Linked DNA regions of Homo sapiens: all the other regions are linked to region 2. Evidence: chromatin loops called from intact Hi-C (ENCODE). Cell type or tissue: OCI-LY7. All regions are shown on one strand.

Region 1 (8,000 bases), 90 kb before region 2:
GCAGTGAGCCATGATCGTGCCACTGTACTCCAGTCTAGGCGACACAATGAGAGAACCCCACAGATCCCACAACATCCACCCATCTACTACAGCTGAGTCCATCCACGCTGCCTTCACTCCTGTTACTGTAGGTGAACTGTTCATACTTCCATGAAAGACAAGCCTTTCTTCTTGGGCCCTTAAATAATCATCTCTCTTTTCTTTCCAAAGATGTCATCATTCTGGCAAGCCTCCCAACTCATTCCTACATCTTTTCCTCTTGACTAGATCTTTCCCATCAATATACCAACAGGTTACCACTTTATACATTTTCAAGATAACCTTCTCTTAACCAGTTACTTTACTTTTTTTCTGCTTCTTTTGGCTTAAAGTAAAACTCCTCAAAAGATTTTCTATACTTGCTGAATCCACTTTTGTTCTCCCTGAACCACCTCCAATCAAGTGCTCACCTCCGCACTTCACAAAAACCGATCTTATCAAGCTTACTTACCTACATGTTGTTAAATCCAATAGTCACTTCTTCATCCTCATCATATGCAAGTCTCAGCAGCTTTTGATGCAATCATCAGCTCTCTCTTTCCTGAAACACTTTTTCCTGTTTGCTTCCAGAACATCACACTCACCCTGTTTTCCTTCTACCACTCTAGTTGCTTCTTTCCTACTCTCTTTTGCTGGTTTCTCCTTGTCTCTCTGCCCTCTGCAATTTGGAAACTGCAATTCATTTGGTAACCTCTATTCCCTTTTCTCTCTTTTAAGGTTCTTATCCGTTTCATGACTTTACACAATCTGTAAGCTGTTAAACACCAGGTAAGTATCTCCAATCCAGATCTCTCTCCCAAATTCAGACTTCTATATACATTCATCTCTTCAGCATCTCTACTTGGATATCTAATAGCCATCTGCAGTTTTATATGTTCACAAAGTCCTGACCTTCCCTGAAAAACCAGTCTTCCACAGGCTTCCCATCTTAGTTAGTGGCAACACCATCCTTCTAACAAGATAAAACCCTTGGAGTTATTTACTCCTCTATTTCTCTCCAACTCAATCTGTCAGCAAATCCTCACACTGAACCTTCAAAATACTTCCAGGCTGGATGCGATGGCTCACGTCTGTAATCCCGGCACTTTAGGAGGCTGAGATGGGGGGATCGCCTCCTATCTCAGGAGTTCAAGGCCAGCCTGGGCAACATGGTGAAACCCCATCTTTACAAAACATACCAAAGTTAGCTGGACATGGTGGCATGCACCTGTAGTCCGAGCCACTTGGGGGGCTGAGGCAGGAGGATCACTTGAGCCCAGGAGGTCGAGGCTGTGGTGAGCTGAGATCATGCCACTGCACTCTAGCCTGTACAAAAAAAAAAAAAAATTCCAGAATCTGGCCACTTTCACCACTTCTACTACTACGGCTTTGGTTCAAGCCACTATTGCATAGTGCCTGGATTATTGCTATAGTCTCCTAACTGGCCTCCCTGCTCTACCCTCGCCCCCAAGCCAGTCTGTTCTCAATGCAGCAGGCTAGAGTCATCCTATTAAAATGTGAGTTCTCTGCTCAGAAACCCCTACAATGGCCTATTTCACTCAAAGGAGAAGACAAACTCCATACAATAGCTTAAAAAAGCCTCTACTGGCCTCCTCTGTATGCCCCTCTTAACTCCTCTTCTTCTCCTCCTTTAATCCACTTACAATAGCTTCCTCGCTGTTCCTGAAACATGACAGGTGGGTTCCTGCTTCAGGGCCTTGCAAGTCTTTCCTCTAGAATGTGATCTTCCCCCTTAATCCTCATGGATCATTTCCTCGTCTCCTCAGATGTTTTTATTTTTCCTTGAGATGGGGTCTTGCTGTGTCACCCAGGCTGAAGTATACTGAGTGGTACAATCATTGCTCACTGCATCCTCGACTCCTGAGCCCAAGTAATCCTCCTGCCTCAGTCTACCAAGTAGCTGGAATTACAGGTGTGCACCACACCTGGCTAATATTTCTATTTTTTGTAGAGACAGCGTTTTGCCATGTTGCCTAGGCTGGTCTCGAACACCTGGGCTCAAGCAATCTTTCCTCCTTGGCTTCCTGAAGTGCTGGGATTACAGGCGTCAGCCACCATGCCTGACCTTCCTTCAGATCATTACTTGAACATCACCTTTTCATCGAGGGATTTCCTGTCCACCCATGGGTGGGTGTGTGGGTGTGTGTGTGTGTGTGTGTTTTGGTTTTGGTTTTGTGTGTTTTTGTTTTGTTTTTTTGTTTTGAGACAAGGTCTCACCCTGTCGCTGAAGCTGGAATGCAGTGGCACAATGATTATAGTTCACTACAGCCTCTAACTCCACAGGCTCAAGCTTTCCTCCTGCCTCAGCCTTCCAAAGTGCTGGGATTACAGATGTGAGCCTCCACACCCAGCCCAGGCCACCCTATTTAAAATTTTAAATATCTTCCCTTTCTACTCCATCCTCCCAAGTTCTCCATCACTTCCTTTGATCTCTATCATTTGTTTCCTTATAATAATTTACAGTCTGTTTCCCACTAGTATGCAAACAACACAAGTGTTGGAATTTTTGTCTGTGTTTTGACTGATGTATCCCCAGTGCCAAGAACAATTCCTGGTAAACAGTAAGAGCACAATAGTTGTGGGATGAAGACGTTATCTCATTGATTGCCAGTACATTCAAGCTTCATAGAGGCAGAAACCATATCTTATTCATCTTTGTAATAAAAAATTAAATGGGCCCAGTGTGGTGGCTCACACCTGTAATCCCAGCACTTTAGGAAGCCAAGGGGGTGGATGGCCTGAGGTCAGGAGTTCGAGACCAGCCTGGCCAAGATGGAGAAACCCTGTCTATACTAAAAATACAAAAATTAGCTGGGCATGGTGGCGGGCACCTGTAACCCCAGCTACTTGGGAGACTGAGACAGGAGAATCACTTGAACCCCAGAGGTGGAGGTTGCAGTGAGCCAAGACCATGCCACTGCACTCCAGCCTGGGCAAGAAGAGCAAAACTTGTCTCAAAAAAAAGACTAAATGGAAGCAGTAAGATCAGATTCTTGGGGACAGGTGCAGTGGCACCTGCCTGTAATCCCAGCTACTCAGGAGGCTGAGGAAAGAGGATTGCTTGAGCCCATGAGTTCAAAACCAGGCTAGGCAACGTAGTGAGATCTCATCTTTAAAAAGTAAGAAGAATCTTAAAAAAATAGAAAAACTGATCTTTGGCTCAAGTAAGGTACTTAAAGCAGACAAGCAGGCAGGGTATTTAATTATTCTTTTTTTTTTTTTTTTTTAAGAGTCAGAATCTTGCTCTCATGCCAGTTTGCAGTGCAGTAGCACGATCATGGCTCACTGCATCCTCAAATTTCTGAGCTCAAGTAATCCTCCCACCTCAGCCTCCTGAAGTGCTGGGATTACAGGTGTGAACCACCACACCTAGCCCCAATGTTTTTTCCAGTTTTAATCAAAGTATTTGACCTCCTCAACTGATGTATGTCATATGTTCCCAAGCAAGGTTATCAACGGCCTTCTCCTTCTTTCTTGAGAAATTTTCAAGCTGGGCATGGTAGCATATGCCTGTAGTCCCAGCTACTCAGGAGGCTGAGGCAGGAGGATCGCTAGAGCCCAGGAGGTTGACCTGGGTTCAGGCAATCCTCCCGCCTCGGCCTCCCAAAGTGCTGGCATTACAGGTATGAGCCACTGTGCCTGGCCTTCTTTCAGACCTTTACTTGAACATCACCTTTTTATTGAGGGATTCCCTGTCAACGCTTTTGTGGGTTTTTTGTTTTTGCTTTTTGAGACAGGGTCTCACTCTGTCACTGAAGCTGGAATGCAGTGGCACAATGATCATAGTTCACTGCAGCCTCAGACTCCCTGAGCACGCCTGCAGTTCCAGCTACTCAGGTGGCCGAGGTGGAAGGATTGCTTGAGCCCAGGAGGTCGAGGCTGTGGTGAGCCATCACTGCAGCACTGCACTCCAGCCCGGGCAACAGAGTGAGTCCCCCGTTTCCAAAAAAAAAAAAAAAAACATTTTTTCCACTCAACCAAGAGAAAGACAAAAACTACAATGAGCAGAGTGTACAACAAAAATGCAGTTATTAAAACAATGCTTACCAATAGCCCACAGATAAAAAATAAGGAGGAAATCCAAACCCTGAGAGGTAATACAAACACAGTTGTTCAATTAATTTGTGAGATTTTTCCTTACCAGAGAACGGTTAAAGACACAGATATGACTCAGAGGGAAGAGAAAAATCAGCAGATGTGTTGGTGTATGATTTCTATAATACACTAAACAAATGAGGGCTAAATTCGACCCCTCTGATATGAAGACCCTGTGTTATTAAATAAACAGCACTTCCTACGCACCTGAATATATTTCTAGAGAAAATTTCAATGGTTGAAAAATTTCAGTAACTTATCCCCAAAAAAATGACAAGTTCACATTTTAATCTTTTTATTTATATAAAAAATTATAAATTATTTCACATGAAAGCTTTTGGAGTAAGTTAACTATGAGGCCAAAGTTCTTTTCTCAGAGAATCTGCACCCAGGGAGGCTTTTCTGCCTACTTCCCACGGTGGCCGTGTGCCCCTTCTACCTCCTTCAGAGGAGGACCAAGGACCATCACATCAGCCAGCAGGGGGAGGCCGTGATCGATCACCACTGCTGGCAACAGACCTCTCAGGGCACACCCACTGTGTATACAACTAGTCATCAGTCATCTCCGTAGTGGGGTTGGGAGCAAAGTGAATAGGACTCTATTACAATGCAGGCAAGTTGGTAGTGACAATGACCATTATCTAAGAAGTACAACCTTACCAAAAAAAGGTAACTTTTTTTTTTTTTTTGAGACTCAGTCTGGCTCTATCGCCCAGGCTGGAGTGCAGTGGTACGATCTCAGCTCACTGCAACCTCTGCCTCCCATGTTCAAGCGATTCTCCTGCCTCAGCCTCCCAAGTAGCTGGGATTACAGGTACCCACCACCATGTCTGGCTAATTTTTATATTTTTAGTAGAGATGGGGATTCACCATGTTGGCCAGGCTGATCTTGAACTCCTGACCTCAAGTGATCTGCCTACCTTGGCCTCCCAAAGTGCTGGGATTACAGGCGTCAGCCACCACACCTGGCCAAAAGTAACTACCTTATAAATAAAAAATTCACTGTGTCAGACACAGTGATAACTGTCAGAGTTACAGGGTTTGCATAGAGAAAGTTGATCATGACAGAAAACTTGATGAATTGAATGACAACACTCAGAAAGGGCTGGGTGCGGTAGCTCACGCCTGTAATCCCAGCACTTTGGGAAGCCAAGGCAAGTGGATCACTTGAGGTCAGGAGTTCAGACCAGCCTGACCAACATGGTGAAACCCTGTTTCTACTAAAAAAATACAAAAAAATTAGCCAGGCAAGGTGGCACACACCTGTAATCCCAGTTACTCAGGAGGCTGAGGCAGGAGAATCGCTTGGACCCAGGAGGCGGAGGTTGTAATGAGCCAAGATTGCGCCATTCGTTGCACTCCAACCTGGGTGACAGAGTGAGACTCTGTCTCAAAAAAAAAAAAAAAAACAAAAATCAGAAAGGAAGAAACATATTAATGACATCATGACGTATTAATGGGAGCATCCTTCAGATTACACCAATTAACTTGCATATAAATCACCTTTCCAGGGCATATCGTATGCAGAAGATGAGCTGTACTATATTCAAAGGGCACTGCCTATGTTTTTATAGTATCCCTTGCCCATCACAGAAGAGTATAACTTAGCCAACAACCATCTCTGGAGCTTCGGAAAGGAAACTGTTTCACTAGGTAACACTTGGGAGGTAGCGTGCTGTATGTGTGTATACATACACACACATATATGTATTTACACATACCTTATTGTCTCCCCGCAAGGAAATGTGTAATCTGCAGAATCACTAATAGCGATCCTTCCATTCGCATTCTGAAATAAGAGTTTTGACTCAAGAGGGGACCAGGCATGGTGGCTCACACCTGTAATCCCAGCACTTTGGGAGGCTGGGGCAGGTGGATCACTTGAGGCCAGGAGTTTGAGACCAACCTGGCCAACATGGTGAAACCCCATCTTTACTAAAAATACACAAAAATCAGCTGGGCATGGTGGCTCACATCTGTAATCCCAGCTACTTGCAAGGTTTGGGGGGAGAATCACTTGAACCTGGGAGGCAGAGGCTTCAGTGAGCCAAGATCATGCCACTGCACTCCAGCCTGGGCAACAGAGTGAGAACCTGTCTCCAAAAAAAAAAAAAAAAAAAAAAAAAAAAAGAGTTTTGACTCAAGAGGCCTAAACATGGAATAATAAGACATCCTGGTTTAACTGAATAGTCCTAGTTTATTTTTATTTCTCAATACAATTATTAATAGTGCAGACTCTCCCCCTACAAAAACATGTTCCACTTTGAATAATGAATTACACATTACCTTACCTGATTGGCTATTATCTCCTTTATGGAACATTAGCTAAGCTTTGGCTGTAAAGTGGACAAAATTAGAATTAGTGCTGCGATTTTCCTGTAAGAGTACAGGAAAGGTGGTCAAACTGGTTAAATCACCCTGCCTTTTCCTTTACAGAAAAATCACAAACCTGGCAATATAAACAAAATGAGGATGGCTTTTAACAATGGAAGAACCATCCCTGTTCCCCTGTCTTCGTTAGAATTTGCTATTTGTAGGCCAGGCGCAGTAGTTCCCACCTGTAATCCCAGCATTTCGGAAGGCCGAGGCGGGCAGATCACAAGGTCAGGAGTTCAAGACCAGCCTGGCGAATATGGTGAAACCCGGCCTCTACTAAAAATACAAAAATTAGCCAGACATGGTGCTGCATGCCTGTAGTCCCAGCTACTCAGGAGGCTGAGGTGGGAGTATCGCTTGAACCTGGGAGGCGGAGGTTGCAGTGAACTGAGATTGCACTACTGCAGTCCAGCCTGGGTGACAGAGCAAGACTCTGTCTCAAAAAAAAAATTGCTATTCATGCAGCTTGTCAGGACCATTTCAGAATAATGAGAACTCTCTTGCCAGCCCCTAGGGATTTTAAATGTCATGAATAGTTATGAGAAAAAGTCTCACACACTTTATCTGTTTATATTTATATTATTTCTGGCATACTAGGCAAAAAGTAGAGGTAATACTTTGAATCAGGAGCTATTTATTTTTAAGTTAACAGTACAGAAGGGAAGGTTCTCTTTCCATCAAAGTTCTCCTCCACGCTACCAAACCTGGAATTATTAGGAACGGCAGCTCCACAGAATGGAAAAGCTACCAGCAGGCATTCAACTGAAATCAAGTGCTCTACCACATATCCCTCCTTCACTCTCCCTATCACAGCAGTTCTCATTCTCACTTAGTGAGAAAGTTAGTGGAGGAACTACTAGGGTTAGGGGTGAGAGAACAAGCAGCATTCACCCAGGCAGCAATTTGCAAGGCAAAAGATCTACTTACCCACACTCTAATAGCAGCCCTCTTATCCTAAAGGATGCCACGAATTGCAAAGCCCTGGTCTCCCACCCACACTGTCCCAGCAAGTTCTGAGCATGTTTGTACATGCTCTTGCCCCACAGGTAGCAACGCTCTCATAGTGTGTCTCAAAGTTCAGTCCCATAGATGGCCTTATAACGTAGGTATTCTTCTAAGCACTGAAGAGCATTATCATCTACCTTTGGGTCAAACTTGTTGGCCAACAGGTGATGGTTTTGAAGCATCCAATTCAAGTCCCCAGCCCCATAAACGCAGATAGCCCGCTGGTGGATTCCAGAGCAGGGAGCATAAGGAGCACCCTTATCGATGTCTCCCTCATGACCCTGCCACTTGACCAGCCTGGCAATAGAAGTCATGTCTGAGATGTCGTACTTGGGGTGGTTGGGAACAGAGCCAGGCATCCACCGTGCACGCTGAAGGGTGGCCCAGAGGTGTTCATCTGGGCTATAAGTGTCTTTTACCCATTCAATCAGTTGTTGGGATTTAGGGTTCTTCAAAACATGTTGGACGAAATCTCGGGAAGCCAC
Region 2 (8,000 bases):
GGGAGGCCAAGGTGGGAGGATTGCTTGAGCCCAGGAGTTAGAGACCAGCCTGGGCAACATAGACCCTGTGTCTACAAAAAAAATTAAAAATTAGTTGGGCGAGGTGGCACACGCTTGTGAGTCCAGCTACTTGGGAGGCTGAGGTGGGAGGATCTTTTGAGCCCAAGAGGTCAAGGCAGCAGTGAGCAAAGCCATGTTCATGCCACTGCACTCCAGCCTGGGTGACAGAGGGAGACTCTGTCTCAAAAAATAAAATTAAATTTAAAAAACCCACATACACACACACACACACACACACACACACACAAAGAGTGGAGTCTTCTCTTCATAGCTCTAACCTAATCCCTCCTTCTTTCTTTCTTTCTTTCTTTCTTTTTTTTTTGAGACAGAATCTTGCTCTGTCACCCAGGCTGGAGTGCAGTGGTGTGATCTGGGCTCAGTGCAACCTCTGCCTCCTGGGTTCAAGTGATTATCCTGCCTCAGCCTCCTGAGTAGCTGGGATTACAGGCATGTACCACCACATGAGGCTAATTTTTGTAGTTTTAGTAGGGATGGGGTTTCAGCATCTTGGACCAAGCTGGTCTTGAACCCCGACCTCGTGACCCACCTGTCTCAGCCTCCCAAAGTGCTGGGATTTCAGGTATGAGTCACCGCGCCTGGCCCCTAATCCCACTTTCATTACGGGGCTCTCTCTAATCAGCATCTGCCCAGGGGCTGGTTCAACCAGCCACTTTGCACTTTAAGCAGCTGCTCTTTCAGCCATCTGAGTCTCTTCCTCACATTTGCCAGCTTAGCCCCCAAACTAGCCTCAAGAACACATCCATGTAGAAGAAACCATGTCTCCTTTCTCAAGAAATACTCAACATCGCTCCTGCTTGACTGGCTTCCTCCTTCCTAGGTTCACGCTGTCACACCTAAGAATGAGCAGGTGAGAAGATGCTGCTCGGTTCTTGCCTTAAAGCGGGATGATCCTGCCATCTTGGAGAAGACCCAGGCTGGTGTTTGCTCCTTTAAGCGACTGGGACTCCCAAATCTGCAGACTTTCTAGCATCCTGCAGGGTGGCCATGGTCTAGTTGAGCAGCCAGAAAGAAGCTCATCAATTGGAATGGAGTTTGTCTCCTGTTTCTAGTTTCTTCATCCAGAGCGGAATTTTTCAAGATGTGGTCCAAGGACGACCTGAGTCAGACTCACCCCAGGTCTAGGTGAATGTCCACAACCACTGAAGCAGAATCTTCATGGGGTAGATTCTAAACAAAACCTACATTTGGAAGAAGCTCCTTAAGAATTATTCTGCATAATAAAACATATAAAACAGACACCTAGAGGTATTATTAGCTTGCTGCAAAAGTAGTTGCAGTTTTTGCCATTACTATTGTGCCAACCTAGTATTATCAATTTATTGCTAATTGACACAGATATTTAGATGACTCTTTGAAAACTTATATTTTTGGCCAGGTGCAGTGGCTCACACCTGTAATACCAATGCTTTGGGAGCCTGAAGCAGGAAGATCACTTGACTGAGGCCAGGAGTTTGACACCAGCCTAGACAACATAGTGAGACCCCATCTCCACAAATTAACACACACACACACACACACACACACACACACACACATTTTTGTCCAATGGCAGACATCTCATAATCGGCAGAGTGAAGACTCAAACCCTTTGCCTTGTGTTCCTTCCCCTATGTGACAGCTGCCTTGCTTTTGTCTGTCGAACCCTCAGGGGCAAAGCCCTGCACAGCCTGTCACCTGCTTGACACCAGAAAGCCCCGTCACTTTTTGTGGCAGGTGAAGGGTCCCTGGATTTCACTCCACCTCTTAAATTTCCTCTCCCTGTCCTTTCCAAAACACATGCTGCAAACCAAAGAATCCTGAAATGTATTTTAAGCAACTGTAGGATATATATCCATGTAACCCAGATATGAGGTAACTTATATCAATCTTCCCTCACCACGCCATTCCCCAGCAAACGGAAGTGACTGCACACAAATTTAAATAACTGTTGACTCAACTCAGCTTTTTGCACCAAAGCATATCAGAGATTACTGCTCACTTGTGATTGGCTGTCCTTGATAGCACATCTGCCTTGGTCCATTCAGCTGTGACGAGGGACATAGGACACCTGGGCAACAGAGACTGTGGGGGGACAGTTTCATTTAGAGTGGTGGGCAGAGCAGTCACCATACCTGACATTTCTAGTACAATCCACAAGGTAGTCAAGTCCCAGAAGACTGCTGAAAGTACATTTTATAATAACTAGTGTCAGGCCTCTGAGCCCAAGCCAAGCCATCGCATCCCTTGTGACTTGCACGTATACATCCAGATGGCCTAAAGTAACTGAAGATCCACAAAAGAAGTAAAAACAGCCTTAACTGATGACATTCCACCGTTGTGATTTGTTCCTGCCCCACCCTAACTGATCAATGTACTTTGTAATCTCCCCCACCCTTAAGAAGGTACTTTGTAGTCTCCCCCACCCTTAAGAAGGTTCTTTGTAATTCTCCCCACCCTTGAGAATGTACTTTGTGAGATCCACCCCTGCCCGCCAGAGAACAACTCCCTTTGACTGTAATTTTCCATTACCTTCCCAAATCCTATAAAATGGCCCCACCCCTATCTCCCTTCGCTGACTCTCTTTTCGGACTCAGCCCGCCTGCACCCAGGTGAAATAAACAGCCATGTTGCTCACACAAAGCCTGTTTGGTGGTCTCTTCACATGGACGCGTATGAAAACTAGCATTCCATATAGTTTCATACCATTTGCGGATTCACTGATGTTTCAAGTAGAAACAACACCGTCAGCCAGTTGCTGTAGTTTATGCCTGTAATCCCAGCGTTTTGGGAAGCCAAGGCAGGCAGATCACCTGAGGTCAGGAGTTCGAGACCAGCCTGACCAACATGGTGAAACCCCCATCTCTACTAAAAATACAAAACTAGCCAGGCATGGTGGCGCATGCCTGTAATCCGAGCTACTAGGGAGGCTGAGGCAGGAGAATCGCTTGAATCCAGGAGGTAGAGGTTGCAGTGAACCAAGATCATGCCATTCACTTCAGCCTGGGCAACAAGAATGAAATTCTGTCTCAAAAAAAAAAGACAGAAAAGAAAGAAAGAAAGAGAGAACATCCTCAAATAGAAACAATACCACCTACCTCTATGTTTTAATACATTTTCAGTAATAATATTTATTCAACAATACATATTAATTTCCTATTAACTATTGGTTTCTTTCTAGATATTAGAATACAGTTTATATTCTGAGAGGGATTAAGGGCCCAGAGTCGGGGAACTCACATTGTAAAGAGGGAAACTGCTTACCACAACCAAGCATTTTCAATGAGGAAAATCTGAAAATAATGAGGAGGCTTGATCCAAAGGGCCAAGCTACCTAAAATTACAATGGGCAGTGGGGATCTACTAGAAAAAGGTGTCACAGAGACACCTTAGAAACATGGCAGGAGGGATGATGAAAGAGAGGAGGGATTTTCAGGTTGAAATGAAAGACTTTTTTTTGTTTGTTTTTTTGTTTTGAGACAGAGTCTTGCTCTGTCGCCCAGGCTGGAGTGCAGTGGCCCAATCTCAGCTCACTGCAACCTCTGCCTCCTGGATTCAAGTGATTCTTCTGCCTTAGCCTTCTGAGTAGCTGGGATTACAGGTGCACATCACCGTGTCCAGCTAATTTTTGTATTTTTAGTAGAGATGGGGCTTCACCATGTTGGCCAGGCCTATCTTGAATTCCTGACCTCAAGTGATCCGCCCGCATCTGCCTCCTAAAGTTCTGGGATTACAGATGTGAGCCATTGGGCCCGACCTGAAATGAATGACTTTACACACGAATGCAATAATGTTAACTCCCATTCCCTTCTTACTGTCTGTCTTTCTTCTTTGCAGCTCTAAAGGTCAATGAAATGCAGACCTAAGAGAGTATGCAAAGAAAGCAAAGGTTTGACACAGGACTTCCTTCCCAGAAATTTTAGGACTAGAGTAAGGCTGTGCTAGGAAACTCACCAGACCTGGAGCCAAAGGAGCTGGGTATTCAGCCTTGCTTCACTGGCTATGTGACCTTGACCAAACTTTCTTGATATTTCATTTTTCTATTTGTAAAATGGAAGCTGTAATTTCTCTTTTTTCTTTAATTTCTTTTTGTTTCCCTAAGGTCTAAGATGGCTGCTAAGAAATAGTAATTTCCTACCCAGTGGGTAGGAAAGTGTCTGACACATAAATATTAAGCAAAATATTTACGCTTATTCACATATTCAATTAAAATTCATAACTTCAGTTTCTTCATCGGAGGATGAGAATAGTAATGGTAACACAGGGTTATTATAAGGGAGGTAAAGTGGTTTATCAATTACAAAGTCCCGTACATGTATCAGGTCATCATTATTTAAGACATGGGAGGTTGGCAGGGGTCGGTGCGGGGCAGCAGGTTCTCAAAAATTTAGCTTAATGCGCCACCTAGGGATAGACTACAGTTCTGCATTAGTTTTAGAAAAAGCTGAAATGAGGTGAAACTGAAATGATTTCTGCTTCCTGAATTTTATGAAGTCAGGCATATCTAGACCCTCTAGCTTTCAAAACACCTGTTTAAAAGAGGTCTGTAACAAAATTTATCTTTCACGTTGCCCAGAAACGACATGTGGAAGAAAAAATGTGCATGAGAGCACTTTGCGTGGAGACATTCTCAATAAATGATTAATTCAGTGGTCCCCCATATTTTTACCTTTCTTTTGTTTCTTTTTCTTTCTCAGAGATTTTTTTCTTTCTTTCTTTTTTTAGAGACAGGGTCTCACTATGTTTCCCAGGCTGGTCTCCTCCCTCAAGCAATCCTCCTCCCACCTCACCCTCCCAAAGTGCTGGGATTACAGGCGTGAGCCACTACACCCTGTCCCCCTGCCTTTTTTTTAGTGTTTTACCCCCAAACATAGACGTTTTACAAAGATCAGTTAATAACAGCGCATTAATCGATTTATCAATTTATTCTATTTCTCCTTTTTTTTGAAATAGGGTCTCACTCTGTCACCCAGGCTGGAGTGCAGTGGCACGATCCTGGCTCACGGCAACCTCCACCTCCCAGGTTCAAACAATTTTCCTGCCTCAGCCTGCCAAGTAGCTGGGATTACCAGCGCCCTCTGCCACACCCAGCTAATTTTTGTATTTTTAGTAGAGACGGGGTTTCACCATGTTGGCCAGGGTGGTCGTGAACTCCTGAACTCAACTGATCTGCCCTTCCAAAGTGCTGGGATTACAGGCATAAGCCACCACACCCGGCCTCTATTTCTCATTAATCAGAGACTTTAACCCATCTGGAACTATCGTTAAGTGATCTAATGGGTGTGGGACGCACTATAAAGAGCTGTCATAATATGAGACAACATAAGGACACCTGAGACCTTAGTTAACCTGCAAGTGCTTTCACGATTAGCACCTGACTTCTCATAGATATTTTTTTAAATATTGGGGAAAATGTAATCCTGCCTTCAAGTAGATCACAGTTTAGGGAGAAGACACCCATGTGTAGTTAATGGAAACAATAGTTTTGAAATTTACTAATTTGCTGGTGTCCCTTGCATTTCCTTGTCCTCCCCCTGACTTGCCCCGTCTTCTGCAGAGGCATCCATTTGCCCAAGAGGGAACTAGGACTGTTACAACAGGAACTCAAAGAGGACGCAGTCCATATTCAGTTTTGAAATTCAGAATAGATACCTGGAAAGCACAGAAAGACGATAGTCTTAAAAGCCAGGCTTTGTCATGAAAGAATTTTCTAAGTTCCTTTGGCTCCTAGAACTGTGTCAGAGTCACTAACTCTAAGCCTAAGTCAGATGACAAACTCACTTCCATGATGCAGAAGGAATACTCCTGCTACCATTAAGGGACTTAAGGCTCCCTCATCCCCCTAGAAAGGAAGAAATGACAGCGAGAAGGCCACCCTAGAGAGGAAGCAGAAATAGAAAGCCGGTTCTCTTTTTCACACAAGTGGAGTGTGGGGAGGAGAAAGGAACGTTGACAAACGTGTTCTCCCTTTTCTTCCTCTTGAGGTGAAACTCTGCAGTGGACAAACTGGTAAAAATGCCCAGGTAGGCTGGAGGTAGCTGAGAACCTTGTAGGAGGAAGAGGGAAGGTGAAGACTTACTAAAGACACCCGGCATTTGGTCCCGCCCAACATGGTTTGGGCAGCAGCACAGCAGCTGCTAGACAGGTAAACTCTAGGCCAGAGGGTTCCTGGGTGAGGCCAGAGGAAGTGATGGACCAGCAGGTGCCTGTGGCAAGGACAAGGGTCTGCTCTGTCCAGGACTTGTTCGCGGACACAGGGATGAGCACCTAGCACAATGTCGGGTACTCAAAAAGCCTTAGCTAGCCCTAGAGGGTATTGGTTTATTAGAACACGAGAGCCACACAGCACCAAAGGAAAAGCAGATAGGTGCTATGGAGAAACAGTGTGATAGCTACAGAAGCAAATTACTCTCCTTAAGCATTACGTCAGTTAGGGTCCATTCAAGAAAACAGAATCCTCCCTAGGTATTCCAAACACAGATAATTTAATAAAGGGAATTGGTCACCCACATTATGGAAACTGAGAAGCCAACCAGGAGATAATGAGTCATCCAGAGATTATAAGAGCAGGAAGCCCCTATTAGCCACGTGGCTGAAAGGACAACACATTGGCAACTAGATGGACATTGAATGCCTGAATCATAAATAGGCTTATTTTTATAAAAAATATTTAATAAGATGGCCAGGTGTGGTGGCTCACGCCTGTAATCCCAGCACTTTGGGAGGCCGAGGTGGGGGGATCACGAGGTCAGGAGTTTGAGACCAACCTGACCAACATGGTGAAACCCTGTCTCTACTAAAAATACAAAAATTAGCCGGGCATGGTGGCACTCACCTGTAATCCCAGCTACTCAGGAGGCTGAGGCAGGAGAATCGCTTGAACCCGGGAGGCGGAGGTTGCAGAGAGCCGAGGTCGCGCCACTGCACTCCAGCCTAGGTGACAGAGAGAGACTCAGTCTCAAAATAATAATAATAAGATGGCCAGGCGTGGTGGCTTACGCCTGTAATCCCAGCACTTTGGGAGGCCGAGGCTGGCAAATCACAAGATCAGGAGATCAAGATCATCCTAGCCAACATAGTGAAACCCTGTCTCTACTAAAAATACAAAAATTATCTGGGCGTACTGGCACATGCCTGTAATCCCAGCTACTCAGGAGGCTGAGGCAGGAGAATAGCTTGAACCAGGGAGTCAGAGATTGCAGTGAGCCGAGATCACACCACTGCACTCCAGCCTGGCAACAGAGCAAGACTCCATCTCAAAAAACAAACAAACAAGCAAACAAAAAGCAACAACAACAAAAAAAACCCAAAAACAAACCATATTTAATAAGATGTAGGTAAACTTTTATTTTTATTTATTTATTTTTTGAAACTAGGTCTCACTTTGCCACCCACGCTGGAGTGCATTGGGGTAGTCTCAGCTTACTGCAGCCTCGACCTCCTGGGCTCAGTGAGCCTCCCACCTGAGTCCCCAGAGTAGCTAAGACTAAATCTCACCTTGTTGCACAGGCTGGTATTGAACTCCTGAGTTCAAGTGATCTGCTTGCCTTAGCCTCCCAAAGTGCTGGGATTACAGGTGTCAGCCACAGCACCAGGCCAAGATGTAGGTACATTTTAAACATTAAAATCAGCTTTAAACAATTTTTGCTTAAAAATATATCTTTGGCCGGGCACAGTAGCTTACACCCGCATTCCCAGCACTTTGAGAGGCTAAGGCAGGCAGATCACTTGAGGTCAGGAGTTCCAGACCAGCCTGGCCAACATGGCAAAACTCCCTCTCTGCTAAAAATGCAAAAATTAGCTAGGAGTGGTGGCTCATGCCTGTAGTCCCGGCTATTGGGGAGGGTGAGACAGGAGAATGGCTGAAACCTGGGAGGTGGAGACTACAGTGAGCCGAGATTGCACTACTGCACTCCAGCCTGGGTGACAGAGTGAGACTCCGT
Region 3 (8,000 bases), 120 kb before region 2:
ACTTGGTTCTTCAGTTTAAAAAATATGAAGAATAACTTCAACTCTTTTTTGCATTATTTTGATTTTTGATTTTGCAGTCATTGCTCCTAACTGTAGATACATGTTGCAAAAGTGATGTTTTTCTGAATTTTTTTTAAAAGTAGAAGACTATTCTGTTAAACATTAAAATTCAGAGACAACAGTGATAACACCTGGGATATAATGAAAATGAGGTGCTGTGAATCAGTAAACTAAAGGGATACCTGCTTTAACCTGCACCTTAATGGAATCTGGTATAGAGATGTACCCACAATAAATGTTTTATAAGATTTAAGATCATAATAGTAGGTTAGAGGAAGAGCATTTATTAAGTCTGTTGTTTCTAATCTATAGCTAAGTTAACATTTCCCATATTATTCCATTTTAATTTCCCATTACTGACCAAGGTGAAAGTATATGTGATTGTACTTTTATCTTTCTGTTGGGATCATGGATCTAATTTAACTGGCTTAATTTGATGCTTCTGTCACTAGGCTCTAAGTGCCCCTTTTTTAGTCAGAAGTTTTTCATGTGAAATAATTTGATTCTGTGTTCTGCTTGATCATACTCCTAAGCAAGCACCAAGGGAAGACGTTCTATTCACCCCACAATTTAAGCTTAACAATCTTTAACTCAGAGGGAGATATGAAGAAATATGATTCTAAGTAGGGTCTAGCAGAGGCATTGGAAAGTGATAAAAGTAGGAAGTAAGAGAAAGCAAACCTTTATAAAGAGATAAAGACATAGTTGTTACCTAAGATGCCACTGTATGTGTGCCCTCTCTTTTTTTTTTTTTTTTTTTGGAGACAGAGACTCACTCTGTCACCCATTCTGGAGTGCAGTGGCGCAATCCTGGCTCACTGCAACCTCTGCCTCCCGGGTTCAAGCATTTCTCCTGCCTCAGCCTCCTGAGTAGCTGGGATTACAGGCACACGCCACAATGCCCGGCTAATTTTTGTATTTTTAGTAGAGACGGGGTTTCGCCATGCTAGGCTGGTCTCGAACTCCTGACCTCATGATCTGCCTGTCTCAGCCTCCCAAATGCTTGGATTACAGGCTTGAGCCACCACGCCCGGCCATGTGTGTCCTTTTAAGGGAAGTACCATATGTGACTGCTGATGGTAACATTTCTTGTATGCAGCAGGAAAACCTGCAGGCTATACGCAAGGTATGTGAATAAAGACTGTGGATTGAAGGGGGAAAAGTTGATAATACATACCCATGATAAGAATTCATATTTTCTCTTTCTTTGTCTCTTCATACAGAAGCAAGTTCGAGCAGAGAAGGTTAGCAGTTACAGCACTTAAAAGTTTAGGATTGAGGGTTTTTGGTTGGTTTTTTTGTTTTTTCATATTTCACTGTTGCTGAACATTGATTTAGTCTTCCAAAATGGACATCACTAGTAAGTGCACTGAATACTGAAATATGCTGATTGGCAAGCATATATCTGTAGCTAGAATTTTTTTAACCGTAATTCCAGAATTTAAAAAGGTAAGAGATCTGCTTTTTGATAGAGGCCTTTTAAAAAGACTATATAACATTTCTATTTGGCTGTTTATGTGAATGCTCAGGGAATTTGGACATGTGTTTTATACAGAAGTGGCTTTTTATATTTCTTCAAGTGATAAATTAGCATTAGGACATATCAGATAGAACAGGCCAGTTTCCTGATGAGATTGGTAGAGATGTTACGGTAGGTTCATCCTTCCTTTTTCCATGTTATATGTGGAGAAGTGTTAAACTTGCTCAAGCAAATGGGAGTAGGAGATAGGCTGAAAATAGAGATTGCTACACCATTCTATTTTGTTTTCATGCCTGTTTTTTCTCCAATCCTATATGGACATTTGAGAAATGGACCACAAATCTGAGAGGGATAGAGTAAAAAGAGGCATTAATGTATGTACTCACAAGTTAGACCTATTTTGCTGTTAAAATAGGTCTGGTCTTGTTATAGGTCATAGGAATTGTGTAGTTTGAGTTGCTGCGAGAAAGAGTCAAGAACTTAGACTTGAATGGGAAGGCCAACTGGTGAGGGAAGTGGGGTATTATCTACTCAAATGTTCTAAGCTAATACAAAAGAATTACCTGGCAAGCATCCCCCTCTGCCCTTCTTGAAATTCTGAATGAACTTAGAATCAGATCAATGGTGAGACCCAGTTATGTAACTTTCCTTTGAAGTTCTAAAGGATAATTGAAAATAAAGTAGTCTGGCATGTTTAACAGTAAGGAGTGACACTAAAATTTGAATATAACAGTATGTTGCAACTATTTATAATAGACCTATTTATGTTTTGAGAACTAAGTAAAATGCTATGAAAAATTCACATAAAGCACGTAAGCACCAAATGAAAATCATTTCGTGCTTTCAAATTAATGATACTAGGCTTGTAGGATGTCTTAGAATCATGTTTAACAAGAAGTTAAAATATTTGCATTTTGAAATTTTTATGCAGTTTGGCTAAGGAGGAACTTGGAAAATAACATTCATCAGCTTCTACACTGCACTTTTTGTATGTGGACTTTGTAAAGTTTAATGTCCGTTTAACAGTTGCTTGTTTATTTGTGTAAACCTAGCTAGTAAATATTGATGATGTTCAGGGCCACTGACTTGCACAGCCCTTGGAGCACTATTCACACAGAACACAATTCAGAGTTTGTTAAGACATTAACACACTTTGATATCTATTCCAAAAATACTTTTGTTACCACAGGTTCATTGCTGTCATTTAGACAAAATTAATGTACTGTGATATTTTCCTACTCTTAAGATGATGTTGCCCAGCCGAGTACTGTCAGAAATTCAGTTCTGATGTCTGTGTGTGCAAGATATTAATGTGGTCCCTGTAAGAAATACCAGAGTTGGTCATGATTTACTAAGGAGATGTAATATTTTCTTTGACCTGTTAGGAATATAACTTGTGTCTTGATTTGTTGCACATCATATTTTTTGCAACATTAATGAATTTAAATAAATTAATTGGAACGTTCGTCTTTGTCTTTTTATCACATTTTTCTTTCATTATGCTACTAAATTTTTGCTTTGAATTATCCTATAAACCTCTTAAATAATTTCAGACCTTTACACTTGTTTCCCTTTCTATAGTCTAAGTGCTTCTATTCTTTGGGGATTAGAGAGTTCAGCCTGCTTTATTTTAACATCAAAACAATAATGAAACTTTGTGTTTCATAGTTGAGATTTTTTTTTAATTAATGGGGAATCCAAGGATGAAACCATGAGTGGCTTAAAATGAAAACATGGCTTTTTTTTTTTTTTTTTTTTTTTGAGACAGTTTCGCTCTTGTTGCCCAGGCTGGAGTGCAATGGCGCCATCTTGGCTCACCGCAACCTCCGCCTCCCAGGTTCAAGCAATTCTCCTGCCTCCGCCTCCCGAGTAGCTGGGATTACAGGCATGCACCAACACGCCCAGCGAAATTTTTTTTGTATTTTAGTAGAGACGGGGTTTCTCCACGTTGAGGCTGGTCTCGAATTCCTGACCTCAGGTGATTCGCTCACCTCGGCCTCCCAAAGTGCTGGGATTACAGGCATGAGCCACCGCCCCTGGCCGAAAACATGGCTTAAATAAGAAGAACTTGTTTAGTTCATAGACCTGCTCAGAGGTTCCAGCTGATACCACTTGGTGTTTTTTGTGGTTTTGTTGTTGTTGTTTTGCACATACTCTTTAATCACTATTCAGCTATTTTGTAGGATAAACTGCTCTACACATGACTGCTGGGTTTAAGCCAGTTAGTGTACCATGCACCCTGACACCTAAAACAATTTGTGATTTTGCAAACTTGAAATTTATAGTGAAGTATTTATCTTGCATATTAGATGCAAATTTTAAATATAACTTCTCCCAAATTAAAGTTCTTCATGAACTGGTCACAAACTAAAAACTTTGCCTGCAGCCCTGTTTCGAGGGGTAAAGAAGATACCCTGCTTACCCTGCTATAATTTTTTTTTTTTTTTTTTTTTTTGAGACGGAGTTTCGCTCTTGTTTCCCAGGCTGGAGTGCAATGGCGCGATCTCAGCTGACTGCAACCTCCGCCTCCCAGGTACAAGCCATTCTCCTGTCTCAGCCTCCCAAGTAGCTCGAATTACAGGCATGCGCCACCACGCCTGCCTAATTTTTTGTATTTAGTAGAGACAGGATTTCACCATATTATGCTGGTCGCGAACTCCTGACCTCCGGTGATCGACCCGCCTCAGCCTCCCAAAGTGCTGGGATTAAGGCGTGCGCCACCGCGCCCGGCCCCTGCTATAATCTTTTCAGAATTCGTCTGCAAGGTCTTCAACACTGTTACCCTGAACACACTTCCGGCATGAAATATGAATGCCCTACATTTCTTAAATTGTGCATCTAACAATGGAGAAGATTAGTCTCTAAAAATTATAATTCCCTTAGGAACGATTTAGTAAACCTGGTGAATTACTCGAGCAGAGCGCCTGTCCACCACTTTAAGGCTTCAAGCTCCAGCCCGACGCCCCTCCTTCCCTCTCCACGCCCTTCCCTGACAAGGCTTGAGTGGCGGGCGAGAGCAGGGCTGGGCGGGGCCTCCCGTCCCTCGGGCGGGGTGTCACTTCCAGGTTCCGCGAGCACTTCCGGGTCGTCAGCTCAGTTCTGCGGTTTCTGCGGCGGCTGGAGAGGTGGTCGGAGAAGTAGGAACCTCCTGCCGGGCTCGTGGCGGCTTCTGTCCGCTCCGCGGAGGGAAGCGCCTTCCCCACAGGTAGTGGGTTAGGGAGGGCAGGGTTAGGGAGGGAAGCAGGGCCGCGCTCCCTGCCGCCCCCCCGGAGTCGGAGTGCGTTGGTGGGGTAGTCTCTGAGGGCCCTTCGCTCCTGGGATCTGCCCGTTACCGACCGTTGCCGGCAAGGCCCCGCGGCCGGCACCGGAGAAGGGCGGCGAGGCGGCGGTGATGGTCGCGTCCCGTGGCGGGAGGCTCGTCGTTCACGGGGCGCCCACAGAACCCACCTAGGGGAGGTCTTCAGCCCACCACCGTATTTTCAGCCAGGTGAATGTCTTAAAGCATCCACTAGCGCCCTGTGAGTTTTGCCGAATTTCGGAGAGCATTTTTTAAATGTCTCATTCCTGTGCTTTGTAGCTTGTTGTTTGAAGTCTGCCTTCCAACTTTCTTCGTGCGAACTCCGACAAAAGGAACGAATTTTAAACTTGGTGGTTTAATCAAAAAATGCTAGGACGAGTTACTTCCGAATTTGACTTCTAATTTTCTGAACTGCAAAACAAGAAGGGAACAATAAATTTCTGTGGCTGATACCACATCTAAAAGATTAGAACACTTAACAAGGAATTTTTAAAGAATGTAAGAACATTGAAATCAGCACTTTTAACAAACGTTTAACGCAGGGCTATTTTCTAGATAAACTCAAAAATTTGTCAAATGGGACACGATGCACGATTCTGTATTCCTACTCTGTGGAGTTTTTATCTACCTATTGGGACTTCTTGCCCTTTTTAACCCCCTCTCCCCTCCCACACGCATATTATACTTACTGATATTTGCCTTCGTTTACTGAACAGATTTTTTTTTGGCTCCTATTGTGTGCCAGGTACTGTTCTAGACGCCTATTTTACTTAAGTGAACAAAATAAAAAGCTTTGCCCTCATGGAGCTTACATTCTATTAGAGGATGCAGAAAATAAAATATATAATGGTGTTAGAAAGTGATGGTGCCATCAAAAAAAAAAAGAGAAATATAAAGGAGTACGGGAAAGTTCCAGAGTGGAGGTGGGAACTGGTATTTTAAAGATGACGGTGGTCAGTTTGAGCCTCATTTAGTAGGTGTTATTTGAGCAAAGACTTGAAGGAATTAAGAAAATTTGCTAAGTAAATATCAGGAAGAGCATTCAGGCAGATAGGAAAGCCAATACAAATGCTTTTAGGCCTGTCATGTTTGAGGAATAGCAAGGAAGCCAGTGTATCTGGAGAGGGATGAGCAAGAGTTTTGGGGGTGGAGGGACAAGAAGATAAAGTCAAAGAGATCATGGTAGCCGGATCATTGTAAAGGCTGATAGAAGCCATGGGAGATTTTGAATAGAGGAGAGGTATGTTGTAACTGAAGTTTTAGAAGATCACCCTGGCTGTGAGTTGTGATTAGAGTGTAGGGGTGAGTGTAGAAGCAGGGAAATCATTTAGGAGATTTTTGCAGTAATCCAGATGACGAGAGTGGCCCAGGTCAGGGTGATAACCGTAGGGATGGTGAGAAGTGGTTGGATTCTGAATGCATTTTGAAGGTAGGCCTTACAGTATTTGCTAGGAATTGGATATGGAGAGTGAGATAGAGGGAGTGGAGGATGAAATCAAAGGTTTTGCCCAAGCTCGTAGAAGTATGGAGTTCTTTAAGCCACGATGCAAAAGATAACAAATAGAGATGTTGAGTAGGCAGCTAGATTCAGGAGTGAGAAGTTCTATGCTATATGAATTTGGGGATCATCAGCAGTGGTACTTAAACCATGAGAATAAATGTTATCCGTAAGGAATGGGTGTAGACGGAAAGCAGCAGAGGCCTAAGGACTGTGTCCTGTGATATTAAGAGTTTAGCGAAAACGGGATCAACCAGCAAACAGTATTAAGAAGGATGAACTTGTGAGTTAGGACAATCCGAAAAGGGCAGTGTCCCAGAAGCCAAGGTAAGATCCTGTACGAAAGAGGAGGGAGTAATCAGCTGTGTCCAATATTCTGAGTGAGGCTAGAGAATTAGCTTTAGCATTGCCATTGATGACCTTCACCAACCTGTTTCCTTAGAGTGCTAGAGGCAAAAATTAGCTTAAGAGAAAATAGGAAAAAAGGAATTGGGAGACAGTGAATACAGACAAAACTAAGGGATTTTGCTGCAAAGGGGAACTGAGAAATAGGATGTAGCTGGCAGGGGATTTGGGTTGAGGGGTTTTTGTTTTGTTTTACTTTTTAAGGTGGGAGAAGTAGCCACCTATGTGTTTGCTAATGGAAATGATCCGCAGAGAGGGAAAATTTGATGGTGAGGGAGAGAAGTAACAACTGAATTGTCAGAACAATATCCTTGAGTGAATTAGAAGACAATGCCTGATACAAAGGTAGAAGGATTGGATTTAGATAAAAATAGGTATAGAGTTCAACTATAGTGACAGGGAGGGAGAGTATATGGGTACAGGTTGGGCATCCCAAATTCAAAATGCTCCAAAATCCAAAACTTTGAGCACCAACATGACACTGAAAGGAAATGCTCTTTGGAGCATTTCAGAGCTTGAATTTGGGGTACTCAATCACTAAGTATATACGATGCAGATATTCTAAAATCCAAAAGACTTCAGGTCCCAAGCATTTCAGATAAGGAATGTTCAACCTGTATAGCTATTGGTAGGTAGCTGGATGTGGCTGTGAGTCTGGAAGTTATTGCTGCAGTTTCCTCAGTGAAGTGTAATACTTTGTGTCATACTCAGATACATTTCTAATATATTAGCACTTTAACATACTACCAAGTATTTCACTCAACAGATACTTAATAGATACTACATACGTTGTTCTAGTTGGTAAATATGTAAATGAACAGAAGTCCCTGTCTTCAGTGTGTCATCTATTTTAGTAGATGGAGACAGAATAAGCATATATATGTTAGCTTCAGTTATTGGTATGAATGAAAATAAAGCAGTGTGAGGAAGAAGGAAGGTAATTCTTTCTTATAGGTTGATTATAGAAGGCCTTTCTGATGGAGTAATGCTTGACCCAGAGATCTGAATCAAATGAGAGAGTGAACTATGCAGGTATTTGGAAAGAATACTGTCAGCAAAAAGAAGAGCCACCACAAAGGCCCTCAAGCAGGATCATGCTTCCCCTGTCAAAGAACAGCAGGGGACCAGTATGACCAGAGCAGAGTGAGAGGGTGAGTGGGCGAAGATAGGGAAGTAGGCACTGGGGGGCCCAAATCACATAGGCCTTCCAAGCCATGGACTCTGTGGTTTTCACTGAGATGGGATGCTGCCATTGGTGG

Evidence for each region. Peaks named below come from ENCODE experiments on the same cell type or tissue, not always from the same donor. Only the 100,000 strongest peaks of a DNase experiment are listed, where the experiment ranks them.
Region 1: a loop joins it to region 2, with 8 times the contacts of the local background. A loop is called at or near these places in 39 of 110 quality-filtered maps.
Region 3: a loop joins it to region 2, with 2.8 times the contacts of the local background. A loop is called at or near these places in 10 of 110 quality-filtered maps.

Annotation. Positions count from the first base shown.
Region 1 is chr15:59,619,136-59,627,135 of GRCh38, reverse strand. It overlaps GCNT3 (glucosaminyl (N-acetyl) transferase 3, mucin type), which reads right to left. Exons shown (of 3, transcript NM_004751.3): 3 at 4,413-8,000. The coding sequence ends at 7,581. Among named protein-coding and RNA genes, the nearest start is that of GCNT3, 11 kb to the right of the region's middle. In OCI-LY7, CTCF peaks have their summits at 4,413 and 4,616 (motif pointing right); a DNase peak (open chromatin) is centred at 4,615.
Region 2 is chr15:59,529,426-59,537,425 of GRCh38, reverse strand. No RefSeq gene overlaps it. Among named protein-coding and RNA genes, the nearest start is that of GCNT3, 78 kb to the left of the region's middle. RefSeq lists a silencer at 619-738 and an enhancer at 1,740-2,939. In OCI-LY7, a CTCF peak has its summit at 4,462; DNase peaks (open chromatin) are centred at 1,705, 2,065 and 4,465; H3K27ac peaks cover 1,716 bases.
Region 3 is chr15:59,654,151-59,662,150 of GRCh38, reverse strand. GTF2A2 (general transcription factor IIA subunit 2) reads left to right here and starts at 4,636. Exons shown (of 5, transcript NM_004492.3): 1 at 4,636-4,745. It overlaps BNIP2 (BCL2 interacting protein 2), which reads left to right. Exons shown (of 10, transcript NM_004330.4): 10 at 1-3,005. RefSeq lists an enhancer at 4,600-4,829. In OCI-LY7, no CTCF peak of the experiment used is centred here; a DNase peak (open chromatin) is centred at 4,610; H3K4me3 peaks cover 2,281 bases; H3K27ac peaks cover 1,681 bases.